Linked DNA regions of Homo sapiens: region 2 is linked to region 1. The links are chromatin contacts, found by Hi-C or POLR2A ChIA-PET in ENCODE. All regions are on one chromosome and are shown on one strand. The core of a region is the stretch at or near the end of the contact, and the rest is flanking DNA. Distances in the headings are between cores, read along the strand shown.

Region 1 (4,681 bases), core at 875-3,374:
AAAATCCTAACCCCAGTGTGATGGTATTGGGAGATGGGGCACGCTAACAGGTGGAGCAATTAGGTCATGAGGACAGCGCTCTCATGAATGGTATGAGTGTCTTAAAAGAGACTCCAGAGAACTCTCTAGTTTGTCTTTTTGAGGACTGTATCCATGTGAGGATACAATGAAAAGTCATCAGTCTGCAATTTGGAAAAGGCCCTTTCCAGAACCTAACCATGCTGGCATCTTGATCACAGACTTACAGCCTCCAGCACTGTGAGAAAAATACATTTCTGTTGTTTATAAGACATACAATCTATGTGTGACTTATATGTGACTTTGTTATAGCAGTCCAAACTAGGTAAGTACTATGGTAACATTTTCAAAGAATACTATTTCCAGTAGTTTCATTCATAATAAACGTGATCCTCTGGTTTATATGCATTATCTCATTTATAATCCTCACAAGAACACAACTGAGACAGGAACTACTGATACTTCAATTTTACAAATGAGGACACTGAGCCTGTGGTCACACAGCCTATGATCTGGACCTGAACCTGTGTGCCTGAATCCAAAACCCAAGGTCACAACTAGTGCACGATCCTGACTCTCTGACCTTTCATATGTCTCTGTCAAGACCACTCTTGACACTGTGGTGGAGAATTACTTTCCCTAAATAAAGGTGCAGCAACCCAACAAAGTTACTCTTCATCTTGATAAAGCCCTCAGGTATTACCCACATTCAGAGGGTAAAATCTCTACAAAATCCTTTTGTTACAAGTCCAAAATGAAAGTTCACTGGAGTGACTCTGTTCCAGCGAAACTCTGCTGGGAAAGCCCAACGGCCTGATGGAAAGGCACAACATCCAATCTTTGGGTTCCAAGACTGCCTCTAACTCTGACATTTAGTCCAAAGGAACAAGGATATTCATTTTACTACATCTCTTGCTCAGCAACACTAGCCTTCAGCCTTAAAGAACATATCTCACAGTACACACTGAGCTTTGAGTTCCTACAACTTAGAGCAAAGGCAGCCAGGCCGATAACTCACTTTAGCAATAGCCTTAGTTACACACCCCTGAGCTCACTCTCCAGGAAAGTCAGAGGGAGTATCAGTTTTCATCATTATTAATGAAGAGTAGATTGAAGAGGATAGCATTACAGCTCTAAAACAGAGGTTCTTAAACATAATTCTAATAAGACAGACATGATGAATCTTGTTCACATTTGGACACACTAGAGTCTTCAAAAGAAACTAGTGAAAACTACAAAAGCAGTGCTGAAAGAAATTAAGGAAAACCTAAACAAATGAATGGGTGTACCATGTTCATGAATAGCAAAACAGATACTACAGGCAACAAATTATGAGCACTTTTCATTCTATCACTTGTAATCCTAACTTCTCTTTCTCCCTTTGAAATATTTTTAAATGCAAATAACCATACTTATTTTAGAATAACCTTGAATTTAGTTTTATCTTTTTGAGGAAAATCATTTAAAGTCTTCAATTTAACTATCAGTTGTAATGTTATTCATGATATCTCACAACCTAACTGGGATATACAAGTAGGTCTTGTTATACAGAATTACCTCTCCAAAATAAAAGCATAATGAGACCTTTTAACCATAATAAAGCAGCAAAGAAAAATCATAGTCTTTTGTCAGTACAAAGGCTTTCATAATTCCTCATAGCTCTCAGATCTGTGTTTCTATCAACTCAAAAAGTTGGCTGGGAGTCATATGACAGAAAGGGTTAAAAATACTAAGCTGCTACTCTAGACCTGCTGGCTGAGGAGCAGGCAGGTTGCCCAGGGTTTCAGGATAGCCCGCCTCACACAGAGTAAACGTAGGGGATGCTGTACACCCAGGAATAAATTCCTCAACCAGTGCATACTCTCCTGAGGCATTCTTGTAAGCTTTTTCCAAGTTGAGTAATAAACAGAAATAATAGATTTTTGGGGGCCTTTCCTGAGTTCAGGGAGATCTGACAACATCACGAAATGTTTCGGCACAGTCCTCTGAAATTTTTCATTAGAATTCTTTTCTTCTGAATCATGTTAATAAAGTAAGATTTGGTCTGGGATTTGTACATAAGTACTTACTCACATGTTGCTCAAGCCCAAAAGGACAAGAAAAAGACGCTGAGGCCTGTCAACAGGAGGCAGGGCCAGGCTCAGGAACTGGAAGATTACTGGATGGATGTTTTCAAACAGAGCTACACACAGCTCCCTTATATAACACTCAATTGGCTTTTAGATAAGTCTGAAATATCCTTCTATACTTTGATCTTCAGCTGTCTCCGTTGCCTTCAGAGTCAACAGAAACTGGCACTTGGCTCCAAAAGCCTCAAATCTCTCTCATCTATAAGGGACAGGGACTTCTATTATTTGTCTACAATTTGTCAAGCTGAGTTAATTATAGGTGTTATCATTCTATATGTCAAATGTAGCAAAATAATGCAAACCTGTTTACCTGTTTCTTCCTTTCCTGCATGTAGTATACCCTGACCTTAAATTGGCATGCACTTGATTTCAAATGAAGATTTTTTTAAACAGCATCTTCCAACTGCAGTAGCAGTTGGAAAATTCACTTTTTGCTGACCTGGGCCACCTAAACAGAGGACATGAGGAACCTGACTTGTTTTATTTTAAGAAGAAAAAACTATTTAAAGCCCTGATCCTGGCTCCTTTGAACATTTAACACTTAAAACCTGAATTGTTACACTACAAACTAGAGTTCCTTTTCCTCTATTTAAGAAGAGGCCCTTGCGAAGAATTTATTTAGTTAATGAAAGTTAAACAATTGTGTTTCTCTCACAAAACAAAAATAAACAAAACCTCTTGAAGATGGTCTCTGGGCTCTCTAGGTCTGCAAGTGTCCATATGAGCTCCCTCACGGAGAGCCTAGAGCAGTACACTGGCAGTTTAGAAAACAATATAGCCACAAGCACTTCTCCAAAAAGAAAAGCAACTCCCCTCTTGGCCCAATTCCAAAACGCAATTGAGCCGGGTAAGGTCCAAGCTAATCTCTGTACCGTCTCTCTGCCAACTTTCTCCTGCAGGCATTAGGTTTTTCAGCATGGGCTTTGCAAATAATCTAACAATTAATTAGTGCTTTTGAATTCACCCCATACCATTAATGGAACACTGCCAGACAGCCTTTGATAGGGTATTTCTAGAGCTAATTAAGCTTGGCAAAACAGAGGACACAAACTTCCTGGCACTCACAAGGGCCAGGCTGAGACCTGGCAGGTGACAGACAGTAAAGTTGTCCTTACAGATAATCCTGGGGTGATGAAAATGGCAGGCTGCTTGGATCAGGCTCTCGGAGTCCTCTATAATATGCCAGACCCTACTCTCAAATTATATAACTATCAGGCTTTTCGCATTTGAGCTATTCTTTCACCCTGAAGACATTTTTTTTCTTCTGAGTGAAGATTTGATACTTAAAAGTTTGGTATTGCTTCTAGTCCACACCCCATCCTGTCACCCCCGAAAAGGGTTAGTTTAGAAAAAAACAAAAAGTTGTATACTAGGTTTTTTTTTACTATATCTTAAAATAAATCTCATCTCAAAATGTCCTTCTTCCAATCAAAGAGTCCTTGCATAATCCAAGATTTCTCACTCCTATAACCTCAGTCACGTGGGAAATCTATTTTTTTCACTATCTAATGTCACACAGAATTCCAGACTGCTCCACATGCATGGACAGCAACATAAACACATTTTTGGGAGGGCTAGAAAAAAGCTAGCAGGGGGGCAAAAAGAAAAAATATTGTTACATTCCTCAGGACTTTTCTGGTTCAATTTCAAAAGCAGAATGACCACCACCTGAGTCTTGCGGCGAGCTCCAGAGCTGTACATAGGTTGTACGCTGCCTCTCCAAAAACAGTGATGAGGCCAGAGAAAGCAAATCAGAAAACCTTATAAACTACTCAATGGCAGTGTAAACAAATAAAAGTTAGTTTAAAACACAACTTTTCAGGCACAGAGCTTAAATATTCTCAGTCTTATCCCCACTTATAATAAATGTGGTGTCAGGGTGCTTAATAAACATCAATTACAACTTACAGAAATTTTTCCCTTCTAAAAAATGTTAATTTTTTAAAAGCTCTAGACTGGAGTGTGATTATAAGAATAAAGTAGGGCCGGGCGCGGTGGCTCATGCCTGTAATCCCAGCACTTTGGGAGGATGAGGCAGGCAGATCACCTGAGGTTGGGAGTTCGAGACCAGCCTGAGCAACATGGAGAAACCCCATTCCTACTAAAAATACAAAATTAGCCAGGCGTGGTAGTGCATGCCTGTAATCCCAGCTACTCGGGAGGCTGAGGCAGGAGAATCGCTTGAACCCAGTAGGCGGAGGTTGCAGTGAGCCGAGATCACGCCATTGCACTCCAGCCTGGGCAACAAGAGCAAAACTCCATCTCAAAAAAAAAAAAAAAAAAAGAATAAAGTAGGAAGTCAATGGGGAAACCTGAGCTAGAAAATTAGAGCCCTGCTAGCAGAAATGAGGTATACCCAACTTTTAACTTTTAGTCCCTAACTCCAGAGCCACCCTCGCTAACCCACCTAAAGTCCCCCTTTTATCCACTCAGCCCATATCACCTCTCATTACCGAAGAGTCCCTTGGCCACAGGTTCCGGGACCAATGACCCCGCCCTCAGTGACCCAACACGAATCTCCTACCTTGGTCTAC
Region 2 (5,033 bases), core at 625-3,124, 84 kb after region 1:
TGGAAACGTCGAACCAAGGCAGAATCTCATTCTGTTGCCCAGGTTGGAGTGCAGTGGTATGATCATAGCTTATTGAAGCCTCAATCTCCTGGGCTCAAGCGGTCCTCCCACCTCAGCCTCCCAGGTAACTGGGACCACAGGTGCCATGCCACCACGCTTGGCTAATTAAAAAATTTTTTTTGTAGAGACAGGGTCTTGCTATGTTAGTCAGGCTGGTCTCAAGTTCCTGGCCTCAAGCAATCCTCCCGCCACGGCCTCTCAAAATGCTGAGATTACAGGCATGAGCCACCACATCTGGCACCCAATTTATCCAATTAATTTCAATATTTACTGAATCTATTAACTTTATATCTTTAATGCAGTAGGAAAACACAGCACCGGAAACATAATTAGATAATTTAAATTTACTTGAACTAAAATTTATGACCTGCCTAACACCACATTTTTTCAAGTCAGGTCTGGTTTTTTTCAAGCATATATTCATTGCACATGAGAGTAGTTATTGGGAGCTACTCTGCTGGGGATACAGCAGAGAAGCCAGCACAAGTTCCTGCTTTCAATGGAGCTTACATTATAGTGGGGAAGATAAACAATAAACAGATAAATACAAAATATGTTAGTTGATGATGAATTTAATGAAGAGAAATGGAGTTGAGCAGGGGGAATCGAGTGTGACTGGCAAGGCCATGTGTGCTCCACTTCAGACAGGGCTGTCAGGGAAGGCCTGGGTGCAGGGAGAGTATTTCAGGCTGGGGAAACAGAAGGGGCAAATTCCTGATGCTGGGAAATATTTGATGTGATTGAAAAACAGCAAGGAAGCAGCAAGGAAGCCAGTGGAGCAGAGTGAGTAGGCGGGTTTTAGGGGACGAGGTCAGAGAGGTGGTGGGGATGCCAGCTTGGTGTAGCCATGGTTAGGACTTCAGACTTGGCATTGGGATTTCTAGGTGAGATGGGAGTCACAGTGTGATTTTAAGTAGTGGAGTGACCTATAATCCTGGGTAACTCTCTCACAAACAAAAGATAATACCAAATAACCTGAGAGACAAGTTTAATAGAATGCCTGGTGAGAAATGGTTACCATAAGAATATAAAATTGTTCAAAATATTTATAAAAACAGCTCTTTTAAGAGAACTCAGGGTTATAGAGAAAGAATGCATGGCATCTTTACACTGAAACAAGTTACATCAGGCTGGACATGGTGGCTCACGCCTATAATCCCAACACTTTGGGAGGCCACGGCGGGAGGTTTGCTTAAGCCCAGGAGTATGAGACCAGCCTGTGCAACATAGTAAGGACTCATCTCTATTAAAAATAAAAAAAATTAGCCGAGTGTGGTGGTACACACCTGTAGTCCCAGCTACTCGAGAGGCTGAGGCAGAAGGATCGCTTGAGCCCAGGAGATGGAGGCAGCAGTGAGCTGTGATCACGCCACTGCACTCCAGCTTGGGCAACACTGTCTCAAAAACAAAACAAACAACCAAGAAAAGAAATGAAAAAAAAAAGAGAGAGAGAGAGAGAGAGAAACAAGTTATATCAGGCAAACCAAAGCTATTTTTACTTAGGATTGTCTCTGAAAAAAAGAAAGCTTTCACAATAGTACATAAATTCTCAAGACACTCTTCAATGAAGAAATAAATACTTCCTGAATGTCCACTATATGCAGGTAACCTGAAAAGGCAGGTTACAAGACAGGGCTCCTGCTTTAAAGTCACCTATAATTCAACTGAGGAGATAAAACATATGCATATAAAATAATATCATAAGGAAACGTACAAATTCTGAAGGAGAGCTGGAGACAAGGCAGTGGCATTTGGCAGGAGGAGCTATGCTAATGCCGGGCTGCAGAAGAATGCAGGGTCAGGCAGGAATGGAGGCAGGGAAAACAGGGCAGGGCTGGGGTCCAGGAACAGTGATCTTGGTCTGGGCCAAAAGCCAAGAAAGACCAGGAGTCAAGAGGCCATACTTGGGATTAGAGACTCAGAGAATTTTAAAGGGGAAGAAAAATTGGAGATGATTGAATCCAGGTTTCCTGTTTCACAAAAGAGGAAAATCAGATCAATCAAGATTTCACTGGTTAGTGACAGAGCTGGTCCTAGAACAAAGACCGCTGAGTTTTTGTTTTGTTTTGTTTTGTTTTGTGTTTTCTGAGATGGAGTTTCCCTCTTGTTTCCCAGGCTGGAGTGCAACGGCGTGGTCTCGGCTCACTGCAACCTCTGTCTCCCAGTTCAAGCAATTCTCTGGTCTCAGCCTCCCGAGTAGCTGGAATTACAGGTGCCTGCCACCACGCCCAGATACTTTTTTGTATTTTTAGTAGAGACTGGGTTTCACCATGTTGGCCAGGCTGGTCTCCAACTCCTGACCTCAGGTGATCCACCCACCTCAGCCTCCCAAAGTGTTGGGATTGCAGGCGTGAGCCACTGCACCTGGCTGATCCTTGGGTTTTTAGTCCATTGCTTTTGCACATCACCACCAGGAAAATGACAGTGGACCTATGGAATTCTCAAAATTGCAAAGCAGGGTTGGAAGTGAGCCTCATGGGACCATGAAGAGAACACAGATCATCATGATGGGCTAGAAGCAGGATGCAGATCTAGGAATTAGGTGGTCAGCAAGATGGAAAGAAGTAGCTAGGCCACAGGAGAGTAACTGACCAGTATCTTGAGGACAAATTAAGTGGGCCCAATGCTTGGCAAGGGTAAGAAATCCTGACCCTGTAAACCTGAGCAAGAGGCACGTAGAGAGCAGACAGAATTCAGACTATTCTGAGATGGGGAGGGGCACAGGAAGAGTCATCCAGTGAGAAATCATGCACAGGGGAGTGGGGTGATGGAAAGGTATCATTCCATCTTTCCTAATAATGATGGTACAATCATTTGTCTTTTATTTGGTGGTGGTGGGGGAGGAGCGTGTAAACTGATATGCTTTGGACTTGGTTTTTAGTCTTTAAAAGTTATACTTTTTTGTCAGATATGACTCCTACATGGATAGTACTGGCTAATAAAAGATGCAACTATTTGGGGATATGAAGATGTGTCACCTTTTTTATGTCAGATAATTGAGGTTTTCTATCACTTTTGTTCTACAAAGAAATTGTTAATGTATGTTTCCCGTCAATCTTCAAGTATTACTAAAATTACTAGATCTTTTCTGAAAGATTTTATGGAAAAAAAAAGATTACTACAGAGAACAGACAGAGAAAGGAATACCCCCTTTTCCTATGGACCAAGAGAGAAGTTGGCCTACCCTGTTATTATCACTGAGGCAGGGGGAAAACATGGTCTTTTTTCTGTTCCAGGATCCAACACAGGATGATAATACATTGCATTTAGAAAGATGTCTATTGACAAACAGAAATTCTTAATTTTGTTTTGTTATTTTGTTTTGTTTTATTTGTTTGTTTGTTTTTTGAGACGGAGTTTCACTCTTGTTGCCCAGGCTGGAGTGCAGTGGCACAATCTTAGCTCACTGCAACCTCCGCCTCCCAGGTTCAAGCGATTCTCCTGCCTCAGCCTCCCAAGTAGCTGAGATTACAGGCATGCGCCACCACGCCCAGCTAATTTTTTTGTATTATTAGTAGAGACAGGGGTTTCACCATGTTGGCCAGGCCAGTCTCGAACTCCTGACCTCAGGTGATCCACCTGCCTCAGCCTATAGGTGTGAGCCACGGTGCCAGGCCTTGTTTTGTTTTTTGAAACAGATTCTCATTCTGTCTGTCACCCAGGCTGGCTCAGTAACAGCTCACTACAACCTTGAACTCCAGGGTTCAAGCAGTCCTCATGCCTCAGCCTCCCAAGTAGCTGGGACTACAGGCGTGTGCCACTACATCCAGGTTTTAAAAAAAAAATGTTTTAGCTGGGCACTCATGTCTGTAATCCCAGCACTTTGGGAGGCCGAGGTGGGTGGGATCATCTGAGGTCAGGAGCTCAAGACCAGCCTAGCCAACATGGTGAAACACCATCTTTACTAAAAATACTAAAAATACAAAAATACAAAAATACAAAAAAAAGTACTAAAAATACAAAAAAAATTAGCTGGGTGTGGTGGTGGGTGGCTGTAATTTCAGCTACTCAGGAGGCTGAGGCAGGAGAATCACTTGAACCCAGGAGGTGGAGGTTACAGTGAGCCAAGATTTTGCCATTGTACTCCAGCCTGGGCAATGAGAGCAAAACTCCATCTCAAAAAAAAAATTTTTTTTGGAGAGATGGGGGTTCTCACTATGTTGCCCAGGCTAGCCTTGAATTCTTGGCCTCAAGCAATCCTCCCACCTCAGCCTCCCAAACTACTAGGATTACAGGTGGGAGCCAACATGCCCGGCCTTGATTTTAGCAGTCAAATTTATCTACATCTTCTTTTTATACATAACATTTTTACTGTCTTAAGACACTTTTTCCCAACCAAGTCACCTATGTTTTCTATTAAAAGTTTTCTTAAATTATTGTTTTTGACATTTAAGTTTTTAATCCATCTGGAGTTGATTTTTTTTTTAATTTTATGGTGTGAGTAGAAATTCAATTTATCTTTTTTCCAAATGGATAACCATTTTTCTCAGCTGTATTAAATGACCAATCTCCCCTTTTTCCACTTACCTGACATGGCATTCCAATATATACCAAAGTCCAAACATAAATGGGTTTCTCTATTATGTTGGTTAATTTGTATCACAGTAGCTAAATTCACTCCCAAGTGAACAGAAGAGGTCTCTCTAAATAAACTTAATTTTTTTTTTGTTTTTGAATGTTATCTACAAAATAAAAATGCTTAAAGTGTTAGTGAGTAGGAGTTGTAGAGAACTAGCTTTAAGAGTTCCTATCTATAATAAAATAGCTTCATAATGAATCCTAATATAAGAGAAGACAATTTCCCTTCTTGCTTTTCTTTTTCAGAAGATTCTTGGCTATTCTTAGACCTTTACTCTTCCTTATCCATTTTTTAATAATCTTGTCAAGTTCTATAAAAACCTTGTTGAGTGTTGTCTGAATTGCATTGAATCTACAGACCAGTATGGAAGGAACTTACATCATTAAGATACAGA

The links. Hi-C counts contacts between places; a loop is a spot of excess contacts on that map. ChIA-PET counts read pairs that join two places held with the same protein, here RNA polymerase II (POLR2A). Pooled maps may share reads with other maps.
Region 2: a map of IMR-90 shows a loop between it and region 1 (3-fold over the local background). The contact joins two enhancer-like sites. A Hi-C loop is called at or near these places in 6 of 168 maps with a recorded cell type or tissue (Calu3, IMR-90, ascending aorta and 3 more) and 8 of 50 pooled maps. POLR2A ChIA-PET finds 5 or more read pairs at or near these places in 2 of 52 experiments (PC-9 and naive thymus-derived CD8-positive, alpha-beta T cell).

What each region holds. Positions count from the first base shown.
Region 1 is chr1:91,843,192-91,847,872 of GRCh38, forward strand. All of the region lies in intron 2 of TGFBR3 (transforming growth factor beta receptor 3), which reads right to left. Among named protein-coding and RNA genes, the nearest start is that of TGFBR3, 41 kb to the right of the region's middle. Within about 2 kb of position 2,125, at least 21 of the 41 ENCODE cell types and tissues checked have a DNase peak (open chromatin) inside an H3K27ac peak, as active enhancers do.
Region 2 is chr1:91,927,562-91,932,594 of GRCh38, forward strand. No RefSeq gene overlaps it. Among named protein-coding and RNA genes, the nearest start is that of BRDT, 19 kb to the right of the region's middle. Within about 2 kb of position 1,875, at least 2 of the 41 ENCODE cell types and tissues checked have a DNase peak (open chromatin) inside an H3K27ac peak, as active enhancers do.